Regions from separate parts of the Homo sapiens genome. Here all the other regions are linked to region 1. A link is a contact called in ENCODE Hi-C or POLR2A ChIA-PET data. All regions are on one chromosome and are shown on one strand. Each heading gives the region's core, a stretch centred on a gene start or an enhancer-like site at or near the end of the contact. The rest is flanking DNA. Distances are from core to core; before and after follow the strand shown.

Region 1 (4,509 bases), core at 1,760-4,259:
CTACTCAGCTTATAGATTTAAAATTCAATGTTACTTCTTCCTTGACTTCCAAGACAGAATTAGGTGACCTTCCTCTTGTTCCTGTGGCCCTATGCCCTCTATGGTGTGCCATGCTATTTTGTGACTGACTCTGCAACCTAACTAGCAGATAAACTACTTGAATACAGGCACTATTTTATTCATTTTATACCTAGTGACTGCCTTGTTGGTGCATATTTGTTGAATAAAAGTGCTAATTTCACAATAAATACTAAGCATATGTGTTATGAGATCACCACTACCTTCACAGAACTTGCAATTTCAACCACAGCAGAATTCCAAACTTTTTTCAGAGGAAAATTTTTTAATGCTGAGATCAGTGTTAATTATACAACTTGTTATATAAACAGGGATATGAAACTCTAACTTATAACTAGTTTCAGGTTTCTTTTTTTTTTTTTTTTTCCAAGACGGAGTCTTGCTCTGTCGCCAAGCTGGAGTACAGTGGTGTGATCTCGGCTCACTGCAACCTCTGCCTCCCGGGTTCAAGTGATTCTCCTGCCTCAGCCTCCTGAGTAGCTGGGACTACAGGTGACACCACCACGCTCCGCTAATTTTTGTGTTTTTAGCAGAGACAGGGTTTCACCATGTTAGCCAGGATGATCTTGATCTCTTGACCTCGTGATCCGCCTGCCTTGGTCTCCCAAAGTGCGGGGAGACCAAGAAACTTTCTCAGAAACTTCTCACTGTTGTGTGCATTCAGGTCATGGAGTTGAACGTTTCTTTTGATTGAGCAGTTTTTCAAACACTCATTTTATAGAATCTGCAAGTGGATATTTGGAGCGCTTTGAGGCCTACGGTGGAAAAGGTAATATCTTCACATAAAAACTAGACAGAAGGATTCTCACAAACTTCGGGGATTACAGGCGTGAGCCACTGCACCCGGCCCAGGTTTCTTCTTTACTTGAAAACCAAAACAAAACCCATCCAGTTCTTCCTTGAGGTTTTTTTTTTCCCACCACCCCCCGCTTGAAGATCTGTAATAAAACACAGATCTCCAAGTAAAAGGTATGCTTTTAAAAGGCAAACAGAAAAATGGACATGTAAATATGTCTGATACAGAAACATTTCCAACCCTAGGGAATAGTTTTGAGGCTGAAAAAAGGAGTAAGAATAATAAAGTTGCTGCATGTTGTGTAAGTTTCATTATTACATAATTTCCTTTCTTTGTATATAGTCTGGCTGTACTGAATTCAGTGTGTGTAAGAAGAACTGGTGGATAAACAAACAATATGACATATTCATGAAAAAAATTTCCCATTTTTATTGGGCAGTAACATTATGCTAGTCAAGCATATATATACTGAACTGACTACATTAATTACATCTGCTTACGTGTATCTTCAAAAGTAAAATGATAAATTTTTATAAGCTACAGAGACAAACAATTGCTTTCAGATATTTATATTACCTTCCAGGTTCATTCCAGCCTGAAGACATTTTCGATAGCGGCATGCTGGGCAGTTTTTTCTTCGAATTTTATCGATGATGCAATCATTCCTTCCAGCACATAGGTAATTGTGCTGTCCTATATGGAATAAAAGGCACTATTAAAGTTTCACAGGTCTTCAAACATATTTTATAAGGACAGCCTCTGTCTTTGTTTCCGGTGGAATATAACCAAGACACCCACAGGTATTGCCTTGAGGGAATGTTCTTGCCTACATTGCCATTATGAGGTCGAGAGGTCAAAAACAACAAAAAGAGTCTCCCTTTTTCTGTTCAACAAACTGAAAACAGTGCAATAAAAAACCTTATTGCAGTATTCACATATAAAAAAAGTACACAAATCAGTGAACCATTTAATAAATTTTTACAAACCAAGAACCTTTATGTAATCAGCTCTCAGATCAAGAAACAGAACAGTACCCCAACAGGCCCCCTTTCTGCCCAATTCCAGCCAGTACCCACCAAGGGTAACTACTTTTTTGATAAACTGTGTTTTACACAGTTTGATAGATTATGTTTTTTTATTTTTATTTTTTTGAGATGGAGTCTCGCTCTGTCGCCCAGGCTGGGAGTGTAGTAGTGTAGTGGCATGACCTCACTGCAACCTCTGCCTCCCAGGTTCAAGCAATTCTCCTGGCTCAGACTCCCGAGTAGCTGGGATTACAGGTGCACGCCACCACGCCTGGCTAATTTTTATATTTTTAGTAGAGACAGGGTTTCACCATGTTGGCTAGGATTGTCTCGATCTCAGGACCTCGTGATCCACCCGCCTCGGCCTCCCGATGTGCTGGGATTACAGGCATGAGCCACCACGCCCAGCCAATAGATTGTGTTTTAAACAAATAATAGTTTGGGGTAGATGGTTAACTGTATCAGGTTCAATTCTTTGTAAAGAATAGGCCACAAAATTGACCACTAGACTATAATTCACCTTTGTTCAGAGCTGCTCTCCAATGCCAAATATCTGTACCAGCTGTTTCAATTTCTTTTTGTACTCTATAAATATCCTAGCTTCTTTACTTGGACAGAAAATGGAAGCACTAACCCAATTCTATCCCCTATAAATCAAAAGTACGATCAACAGATACATCTATTGATGAAGTGGTTATAATACAAAAAAGTTATACCCTATAAGGAATCTCTAAATCACTGTCCTACAGTTACTGGAAGAAAAAAAGAAAAAAAATCACCCACTGCTAAAAATGAAAAATTCCAAAGTTTTGTTTATATCCAACTGAAATGTCAGGATGTGCACATTACGCCAATCTTGATTTCTTTATCCCAGGTATGTCTTGTGCACAGCTAAGACTCTGAGCTATAGGATCAGAGGCAATGTACCTTCATAAGTTAAAAATAGCCCTTTGTGGTTATTAGCATGAAGTTGGACAAGTCTATCTATCTGTTCCTTATCTATAAAATGAGGAGTTTTAACTAGTATTCACTATTTCATAACACATGGCCACGTACAACTAATAGTCATTTCCTGTCAATCCATTCATTCATTCCTTGACTCATTTATTTATTTATTTTTAGACAAGTTCTTGCTACGTTGCCTAGGCTGGAGTACAGTGGTGTGTCATAGCTCTTTGCAGCCTGAATCTCCTGCTTTAGCTTCCTGAGTAGCTGAGACTACAGGTGCGATGCCTGGATAACGTTTTTTTTTTTTTTTTTTTTCCTGTAGAGACGGGGTCTCGTTATGTTGCTCAGGCTGGTCTCAAACTCCAGGCCTCAAGCAATCCTCCCATCTTGGCCTCCCAAATTGCTGGGATAATAGGTGTGAGCCACAGTGCACAGCCCATTTTCCTTGAGCCACAGTGCCCAGCCCATTTTCCTGTCAACCCTTCTGATAAGACAATGAGATATCTTATTTTGGAGTTCCTGTGTCTTCTACTACTTGGTAAATTCCCTTTCTAACTAATAGAAAGATGAGTCTTCAAGTCAGCTGAAATTTTGTGACTTTGTTTTGTTTATATGGTATTCATTTTTGTGGTTAAAGTCTATTTTTGGCAAATAATTCTGGTTTTCTATTTATGGTGGGTGTGGTAGCCAGCCTCCCAAGATGGCCCCCAGTGATCTCTGCCTCCTTGAATGCATGGTCTTGTGCAGTCCCTTTCCGTCCTTTACCAAGATTGGTCTGTGTGGCCAATAAAATATGGCAGAAGTGATGGCATGTTACATGTGAAATCAGATAATAAAAGACAATAGTTCTGCTGCATTGATCACATACTCTCTTGGATCATTTGTTATGGGGGATGTAAATTATAATGCTACTCACGTTACTCCACAGAGACCACAAGGATGCCAGCTTTGGCTAGTGTAGTAGTCCCACCTATTGATTAGAGTCAAAAGTAAAGCCCACCCCTGCCTAGTGTAAAGCTCTGAATAAAGTGCAACAACTTGCTGATACCCATATTATACTATGCCAATTTTGAGGGATAATCTATAATTCTAGCAGGTATTAAGAATGGAGTGCTAAGTGTAAGATATTTTCAATTCACAATGGGTTTATCTGGAGGCAACCCCATTGTAAGTCGAGGAGCCATACTGAATGCGTATCACTTTCCCACCATCATAAAAGTTGAAAAATCGTTAAGTCAGGGACTGTCCGTATTATTATTATCACTGCATTTATATCGTGGAAATACTTAAGCAGTTAAGAAAGTGAGGAGTAAAGTGAGGACACGAAGACGCTTCTGTCTTCTGCGTATGTGTTAAGTAACATCCACTTTATTAGGAGCAATGCACAAAGCAGGGCTGGGCTTTACTTTTGACTCTAATCAATAGGTGGGACTACTACACTGGCCAAAGCTGCCATCCTTGTAATCTTTGTGGTGTAATATGAGTAATTTTATAATTTGCTAATGTATTAAAAAGTAAAACAAAAGAAAATGACTCATCTAACTCTCATGGATATGCAAACACAACATGAGACAAATAATAATAATCCTCATACAGTGAATGAATAATTGTTTCTTTAAAAAATTAATATAATCAGAGCTTTAGGCCAAGCTACTTTCAAAC
Region 2 (4,494 bases), core at 849-3,348, 160 kb before region 1:
CAGCCATTTTTAGAAGACAGTTTGGTGGTTTTTCACAAAACCAAACATATTCTAAGCATACAATCCAGCAATCATGTTCTTTGGTATTTACCCAAATGAGTTGAAATTTATGTCTACACAAAAACCTGCACATGGATTTTGTTAGAAGCTTTATTTATAATTGCCAAAACTTGGGAAGCAACCAAGATGTCTATCAGTATGTGAAAATGGATAAACAAACTATGGTGCACGCAGACAATGCTATATTATTCAATGATTTTAAAAAGTGAACTCTCCAGCCATGAAAAGACATGGAGGAACTTTTAATGCATATTGCTGAGTAAAAGAAGTCAGTCTGGCGGGGTGCAGTGGCTCACACCTGTAATCCCAGCACTTTGGGAGGCCAAGGCAGGCAGATCGCTTGAGGTCAGGAGTTTGAGACCAGCCTGGACAACATGGTGAAACCCCATCTCTACTAAAAATGCAAAAAAATTAGCTGGGCATGATGGTGTGAGCCTGTAGTCCCAGGCTCAGGAGGCTGAGGCAGGAGAATGGGTTGAACCTGGGAGGCAGAGGTTGCAGTGAGCTGAGATCGTGCCACCGCACTCCAGCCTGGGCTACCGAGCAAGACTCCATCTCAAAAAAAAGAAATCAATCTGAGAAGACTACAGTATGATATGATACCAACTATATGGCTTTCTGGAACATGCAAAATTATGGAATCAATAAGAAGATCAGTGATTGCCAGGGATTCTGGGGAGAGGAAGAGGGATGAATATTTGGAGCACAGGGTATTTTTTTCGCGGTGAGACTATTCTGTATGATGCTGGAATGGGATATACACAAGACATTATGCATTTGTCAAAACCCATAGAACACAAAGACTGAATGCTAATGTAAACTATGACCTTTAATAATAATGAACCAATATAAATATTGGTTCATGAGTTGTAACCAGTGTATCGCGTTAATGCAAGATGTTAATAATTAAGGAAACTCAGAATGTAGAAATAGAGAGGGTATGTGTAAAACTTTCATGCAATTTTTCTGTAAACCCAAAACTGCTCTAAAAAATAGAGTCTATTAACACATCTTTTTAAATCCAGATTTCCAGCTTCTTTTGAAGTGTCAGAAGAGTTGGTTACACTAAACCTATGTGAAACTTGGGAGCAGATGATACTCTCTGGTCTCTATAATCTCACAGCTGGCCTGCTTCACTTTTATACCTAATGCCTGTAGGCCCATAGTAGATTAAAAATGGCCATAGAATCTTTGCAACCCCTCCCATTAAGAGCTGGAGCCCTTGAATCTAGGCTGACCTTTACCCTTTGACTTATTTTGGCCAATAGAATGTGGAGGAAGTGACATCATGTGCCTTCCCAGGCCCAGGCCACAATGCCTCACAGCTTTCTCTCTCATTCTCTTGGAACCCAGTCACCATGTAAAGAAGCCTGTTGTAGCCTCCTTAAAGATGACGGATTACTGGAGAGAGAAGCCCAGCTATCTCTCTCAGCGCAGCTCAGCATTGGGACCACCAGTCAGTTGAATGCAGCCACCTGGGTTAGTCAGGCAAGACCAGCCAAAGCTTCCCAGACAACCTATAGATTCATGATAAATATCACATTGTGATTATTGGAACCCAGTGAGTTTAGGGTGGTTTAATATGCAGTGATAGTAAACTGACACAAGTCCTGTGAGTTTGTGACCGCGGAGTCATGGGCAGCTGTCTTGGGATGGGGCTGAGCTGTCTGCATGAATAGAAAGGTATGGAAGAGTCTCACTATAGTATAGTGCAGCATGGAGACTAGCCTCTCGGTTTTCAGAATCTTCTTGGAAAGAAAACAACTTGTAACTGAGATTCTAAGAAATTTGGGAAACAAAATTTATGGCTAATGGCTGAGGCAAACAAGAAAGGTGGCTCAAATATTGGAATGGAAAGCAGGAAACCCTAGGTTTTAGTTCTGGCATCGACATTGCCTGGCTGATGATACTGGTCTCTGGACCTGAGCATGCCCACTACCACCATCTTCCACTGTCTCTGGTGGAAGAAATGGGGCTGATCCACCTCCAAGGATGAGGGTCGTTCAATGGGTGCTTACTGAGGGCTGCAGAAATAAATCATTCTCTCCTTCCACAGTGACCAGTGGGGCATCATGCCAACTCCTTTCTGGGAGAGAGTGATTTTAAAGGAGGAAGTAAACAAATGCTGAGAAAGAAGTCAGGGAATGCCCCACCAGGGACATAACATGCTGCAGTAATTTCCCCAAATTAGAAACTACTAGGTAAATGCCTTCTTTAGACCACAAAGATTGAAAGATTGAAAGAAAGCTAGGAGGGCTGGGATGATTACTGCAATGATGGAACCCAACCTTGGAGTTCTCTCTGCCTAAGTGGTCCCCACCCCTAAAAAATAACTAACTGCTCAGTAGCCTCATAAATAAAACTAATTTTTCTCGTCCTTCTGTCTTAACACACACGCTCATGCATTTCCAAGTTATTTCTGGTGACCTAAAAGACGCACGCATGCCAAACGCCTGCAGATTCTGCCAGAGTCAACCTTCTTCTCCTGTCTTAGTGGCCAGAGAACAGTCCCTGGAATTCAAAGGATAAACAAGGCCTGCGTCCAGACAGAGTTGTTTCTCTGAAACATTGCTGGCTTCTTCTGAGTTTGATTCAGCTGTTCTCTGATGAAATTCAGGGAAAACTTGCCTTCAGAGATATCTCTCAAATTTTACTAATCTTCCACTTTAGTTGGTCAACATTCATTCCACAAATGTCAATTGAACTCCTACTGTGGGCCTGGTGGTGGTCTGAGTGCTGAAGATACAGTGATTTAAAAATATTAAAAAAAAAAAAAGAGTTTCTGCTTTCATGGATTTTATATTCTAGTGGAGACAGGAGATAAATCAGTGTTTAACACAGTATGTCACACAGTATATTGAGAAGTCCCAGGGAGAAAACTAATGGAGAACCAAGGAGATAGGGATTTGGAGGAGAAGGAGGCAAGTGACTTTAGCTCTCTGTACCTCAGTTTTCTCATCTGTAAAATAGTGTGATCATAACCTCCTCAAATAGGTGGCATGAAAATTAAGATCATCTTTTACTTACGTATTTTAGTACTGTGTATGGCAATTAATAGTATTATTTTGGAGGGCTCCCCCCACAAACTGTCCTTACTTTTTCTCCAGTCCCTCAGCCATGGTATGTATTTTTCCTGTGCAGAGAAATGTCCCAGGCTGTCCCACTCACCTTCCCCCACCAGCCTCCTACCTTGAATCTGAGACTGGAGCTATAACTCAGTCCAGGCTTTAAGTGATCAGTGAAGAGGAGGAAGGAACTTCTGCTGTAGAGGCAGGTGCTACCCCTCCTTAAAGCAAGACCAGCTAGGGTAGACACGCCACACCCTGTTCCTGAAAGATTTGGAAACCTCTGAATCCCACAGGGTACCTGATAATTGTGTGCATAGCTGTTATTTATTGAGACCAAATGAATGGCAAAATGAATAATATGCATTAGACAAGTGATAATTCATAGCATTTTTTTTTTTAAAAAGCAATTTTACCATCCCCATGCTATTTTATGCCAAAGGGTTACACCCAAACAGGCTGCTATGCTTTTACTAGAATTGTCTCTATTTGTCATCCTTTGGAATGTGGGGCTTTGAAAGAGGAAGTTTTCCTCTGTGGCTGGATCAACTTTTTGTGGAGAAGGATCTTTCCTTTTAGATGGAGAATTCTGTTTCTCACCCACCTCCAAGCAGAAAAGATCTCTTCAGACCGATTTGCCTGAAAAGTTGGTGACATTCCCCACCTTTGGAAATAACCTGAACGCCTCATTGTTTTCAAAAGGATTCATTTGCCCCTCCTTGCTCCCCACAGTGCCCTTGGGGATTCCAGCTTACTTACTCGTTCATTGTTGTTTCTTGGACATGCCAGATACCCTCCCTCTGTCACCTCAGGCTCCTGGGCTGTGGAGGCCACAGCTCTGCCCTGTAACTAGGCCACGTTTCCTTGACATTTTCAGTTTGTTACTGGTGTGACCCATTTTCTGAGTGGCTTCATGTCCACTTTTCTCTTTCCCTAAGCAAGATCTCACTCATCAATCGGGAGCCCAGCTGGGCTTCCCTTGGTTGAGGGTGGAAATTCCTGCCTTCATCCAATTTTTATGAGATAAATGTGTTGGTTATTAGTGGTGGTTCTTCTTTTTTAAAATATAAAAATTGCTTGAGACAGACCTCACACTTGGTGACCCAGCAGGGTTTCTTTCCCAAGCACCAGGGACCCATCGGTGGCACTTGGATCTCTACAGCCTGTCAGCAGAGGGGGTATGGGAGGAGGTAAGGGCAGAGCGCCGTTTGAATGCCTAGCCACATCCCTGTTTTCCAGCAGAGTGGAAATCACAAATGGAAAAATGTTTTCCTTTACACATATTGTTCTGTTCTTTTCTCCTGTACAAGCTAAAATCATATAAAGGGTCTGTATTTTTTCTATAAACTTATAAATCTTGCTAAATAAC
Region 3 (4,241 bases), core at 1,471-3,970, 180 kb before region 1:
AAAAAAGCTTATAAATAAATAAAACCTAAATGCTAACAGTGGTTATCTCTAGGTGGTAAAATCGGGATAATTTTTTGTTTTCTTCTTGAGACTTTTCTGCATTTTTCAAATTGTCCATAGTACGTGTGTGGGTGTGTGTGTGTTACTTTTATCAAGATAAACGAGGAAAAGCTCAGCATCACAGATAACACGGAGCTGCTGAACTAGAAAAGGATGCTGCAGCTGAGGACAATTGATGAGGATTGGGAAATGGTGCCCTGCCCTGGGACCCTTTGTGAAATGTTATTTAAATACATGTTTCACAGTTTAAGAAAGTTGTGAAGTAATTGTTAAGAACTTAGAACCAATGGAGAAAAATAAAGGAATTTTTGATTCATTGGTTCTGGACAAAGGTAGTCAAAAAACTTCAAGTGCTGTTAACAGACAGTGGCTTCTATTGAGCACAGCTGCTTTCTTTTTCCCTGGAGAGAACAATAAAAAGACGCTTAGTGGAAATTGTGGCAGAAGAGGTTAGAAATGGAAGTGGGTGGTTATCAAACTCTGGGATAAGCTTCCAAACAAGAATGTTTAATGCCATTTCCTAGAAAAGTTTAAAATGAAGTCTTGAACAACTGCCAGTGGTCTTCTCGGATCTTTTCTTGCTAATTCCAAGACACTGCCAAGCTTTCCGTTGTACTGCTTCAGGCCTGTTTTCTTCCCAGTCCACAGATGTGAGTAACCTTGTTGTGAAACTTCGTTTGCAGATATTTAACACCGTGCCCGATATGCCTCTCACCAATGCCCAGCTGCACCTGTCTCGGAAGAAGAGCAGTGACTCCAAGCCCCCGTCCTGCAGCGAGAGGCCCCTGACGCTCTTCCACACCGTTCAGTCAACAGAGAAACGTGAGTCTTTGCTGCATAGGGCCAGCGTGGCATTCAGGGACATCCCATGCTACCTGCACGGCTCAGGGTGGACACTTCCAGCTTTTCTCTGTGTGCTACTGGCTTTTTGTGTCCTTGAAGACTGTATCATTGTGCCCTCCCAAGTGCCTTTGCTGAGTAACCCTGATAGGACAGGAAGCAATATTATTGAGAATGAAAGAGAAGGGCTGCCATTGAGGATTCTCTTTCCAGATCACCTGTGGACAAACAGCTGAGTCTCTTTTCCTCCTGCTCCTACACAATAAGAGCTGAGCTCAGGCACTGCTTCTTAAGCTCCCCTTTTGTTAGCAATTCCCATAGATCCAGTGTCCTTTCCTTTTCTCGGTTGTAATGAAATACCCATTAGTGTGAGTCACATGCCCTACTAGAATGTGACTCTGTGAGGGTGGGACCTTGTACGGCTTGATCTTTTACTCCACCTTTCATGGTGCCTGGCATGGAGTCGACACCTAAAAATATTTGAAATTCATTAGTGAATTAATTAGGGAACAATACCTTACTTGTTCCAAATACCAGTGTGTTATCACCACAATTATATCACATCCGTTTTTCATCTCAGGATTTCTGAGTTCTTTGCAATGATCAGGTACTGACCCCTAAAATATACAGTATTGTTTCAGCCTTTGCTCTAAGAGAGCCTCCATTTGCTCATCTGTAAAATAGGGATAATAGGACCCACTCATAGGAAGTTATGCGAATTAAATGAAATTATGCATTTCAGCATCTGGCATAAGGCCTGGGACATGGCAAGGGCCAATTACTGAGAGCAGCTACTACCATTATTGGTTACCGTTTAATCACACACAGATAACCAAGGATGGTTCATTCATGCAGCTGACGTTTACACGACACCTACCAGGGACTGGGAATATAAGCATGGGACCTTGGCTTTAAGGAGTTCAAAACTGAGTAAGGAAGGTAGACAAGTGACTACAAATGTGAGTCAGCATCACAGCTGCTTCATTAGAGATATACACATTGAGAGAGGTAGCAGAACACAGTGGTTAAACACACTCTGGCCCCAGGTCGTCTGGGTGTGATTCTGCCTCTGCTGCTCATCAGCAGTGAGTGGCTTGGGAAGTTACCTAATATCTCAGGGCCCCATTCTCCTTTTCTGCAAAATAGGGTTGATGCTTTCTATTTCATGGGGTTGTTCTGAGGATTAAGGCCCTTCAAATGTTGCCAGGAGCAGAGTCAGTGCTCAGTAAATGCTGGGTGGTAATGGCACAGGTATTGCCATCATCATCATTATTATAACTCGTTTCTGTGAGGTACAGTAAAGGGACAGAGGCAGGACAGTGAGCTACTTTGCCTTGAAGAGGAGAGGCTTCATATCTGGATTGGTATCTTTCTTTTTGTCACCAAAAAGGTGCTTATTTAATCCCCTTGTATTTCTAAAGTAGTGGCCTTCCTTACCATAACTTCTAAAAGCAAACCTTCCCCATCCCAAAACCCTTACTGCACTTCAAGATGTCATTGAATCTCATCATGTGGCTGTACCTTGGTATATTTAGCATCATTCGGGTTGTTTCAAATATTTTGCTTTTATAAGTAAAGCTACTATTAACATCCTTGTAACTAAATCTGCTCTTTTTTCATGAACATTTCTTTAGATAAATTCTTAGAATAATTTCTAGGTCAACAGATATACAACGTTTCAGGACTTTGACCCTGTCCTGGGATTGGCTTTCCTTCTAACAGTAGCCTGTGTTCCTTTTAAATATCTGGCTGGGGTCATTCTCACTGTGGTCTGCACGTGGCCTGGGCCCCTGCGAGTGTACCAGGGAACACTTGGAACAGAACTGGCCTCACTCACACCTGCTGAATGAATGAGGCATCAGGCTATGGGGTAATGTGCTTCTCAGGTTTCCAGGACAGCCACGGTCACCTAATGTTTTGTACTTATCAGTGTACGGTGTAGATTAGGAGAGGCTAGACAGTATTGGTAAATTCCCTAAGCTTAAAATAGTGCTGGGTATGTGGTTAGAATGAAGCAGAAGCAGCTTTGGAATAGGCTTTAAAGCATTCTCTGGGAGCTCATAAGAATGAAGATGGAGATCAGGAGAAAATCAGCTAGATCTTTGTCCAAGATTAATTTTATCACACAAGGCAGAGGATGAAAGTTAAGGATGTGTGAAAGCAGGTCTGTCTCAGCTGCAGAGCAAGCTGCTCTGTCCATGTCTGCAGATGGTAGACAGGGGATGCAAAAGGAGAAGACAGTGAACAATAGGGCCTTTCTCTAAATGTTAGGAAATGCTCCCTGGAAACATGACCGGAGCATACAGATATGCTCAGATATTTGTAGGGAGCCTAACTTTCCCTCCTTTCTCAGAGAATAAACATTTTAACTGCAAGTCTGTGTGTTCTTTAACTGCAATTTATATGGGTGTCTGTGTGTATATATTGGTTTGTTTTAGAGACCCCTTTTTTTCTGCGAAGCTAGCATACTATCCAAACCGGCATGGAAGGCACCCTGTGGGGGGGCAGTGGGAGAGTTGACTGGGGAAGACTGAGCTAGGAGCTGGAAGGTTCTGCTGGGACCTGCTCCCTCCCAGGTTGTAATCCAGCCACCCGTCACTGTCGGGTGAGCAGATGATAATGCACTGTGAAGTTTTCACACACTTCACCTTTCTCTTTGTCTGGTCTATGGACAAAGACAGAAAACTTTATCCTAGCACTTTGCTGAATTTACTGTTTGGCATTAAAGTACAGGTAACGATTATGCAAATGTAATAATTTGTGAAAAAAGGTATATATTTCCATATAACAGTGATTTCAGTTTGAGGCCTCCTGACACACCTAGCTCAGTGCTTCCCAAATGCCAGTCATGTACATAACCCCTCATTCACCATTTGTGCCACAGCCACATAGCTCATGCACTGTGACTTATTTAATATACTTCTTTAAGTTAACCTTAAAGCAACTCACTTCTTTCCCTGGCTTCATCCTGATACATAAGACCTCTAAGAACACGACTTCAATGGTCTCACTGTATTATTCTCTAATATATGTTAAAATAAACATGTAACCATTAAGATGGAAAGTGGTCATCCATATCCCACCTTAGAATTATTTTGTGTCCCACTTGTGGAATGCATATCACTGTTTGGAATCCACAAACTGGCTTTTAATTTTGACTGACTTCCATCCTTCCTCTTAATTTAAGTATAGAAACTCAAGTTCCTTTCCTCCACTCAACTAGAATTGGGTTCAGATATTGTCAGTGGGCTGTGGACACTTGCCGTTCATGTCAGTTTCCTGCTGTGCCCTTTCAGTTCATAGTGACACCTGTCCTGGTTTGATGCGACCTTACCTTTCTT

What was found. Hi-C counts contacts between places; a loop is a spot of excess contacts on that map. ChIA-PET counts read pairs that join two places held with the same protein, here RNA polymerase II (POLR2A). Pooled maps may share reads with other maps.
Region 2: a loop to region 1 is called in a map of ascending aorta, with 1.9 times the contacts of the local background. The contact joins two enhancer-like sites. A Hi-C loop is called at or near these places in 1 of 168 maps with a recorded cell type or tissue (ascending aorta) and 3 of 50 pooled maps. POLR2A ChIA-PET finds 5 or more read pairs at or near these places in 5 of 52 experiments (AG04450, MCF 10A, Panc1 and 2 more).
Region 3: a pooled map of gastrocnemius medialis shows a loop between it and region 1 (1.9-fold over the local background). The contact joins two enhancer-like sites. A Hi-C loop is called at or near these places in 1 of 168 maps with a recorded cell type or tissue (endothelial cell of umbilical vein) and 5 of 50 pooled maps. POLR2A ChIA-PET finds 5 or more read pairs at or near these places in 3 of 52 experiments (BJ, MCF 10A and WTC11).

Annotation. Positions count from the first base shown.
Region 1 is chr5:143,308,647-143,313,155 of GRCh38, forward strand. It overlaps NR3C1 (nuclear receptor subfamily 3 group C member 1), which reads right to left. Exons shown (of 9, transcript NM_000176.3): 4 at 1,451-1,567. Among named protein-coding and RNA genes, the nearest start is that of NR3C1, 93 kb to the right of the region's middle. Within about 2 kb of position 3,010, at least 5 of the 41 ENCODE cell types and tissues checked have a DNase peak (open chromatin) inside an H3K27ac peak, as active enhancers do.
Region 2 is chr5:143,151,338-143,155,831 of GRCh38, forward strand. All of the region lies in intron 20 of ARHGAP26 (Rho GTPase activating protein 26), which reads left to right. Among named protein-coding and RNA genes, the nearest start is that of ARHGAP26-IT1, 39 kb to the right of the region's middle. Within about 2 kb of position 2,099, at least 15 of the 41 ENCODE cell types and tissues checked have a DNase peak (open chromatin) inside an H3K27ac peak, as active enhancers do.
Region 3 is chr5:143,133,224-143,137,464 of GRCh38, forward strand. It overlaps ARHGAP26 (Rho GTPase activating protein 26), which reads left to right. Exons shown (of 23, transcript NM_001135608.3): 19 at 744-882. Among named protein-coding and RNA genes, the nearest start is that of ARHGAP26-IT1, 57 kb to the right of the region's middle. RefSeq lists a silencer at 1,752-1,861. Within about 2 kb of position 2,721, at least 4 of the 41 ENCODE cell types and tissues checked have a DNase peak (open chromatin) inside an H3K27ac peak, as active enhancers do.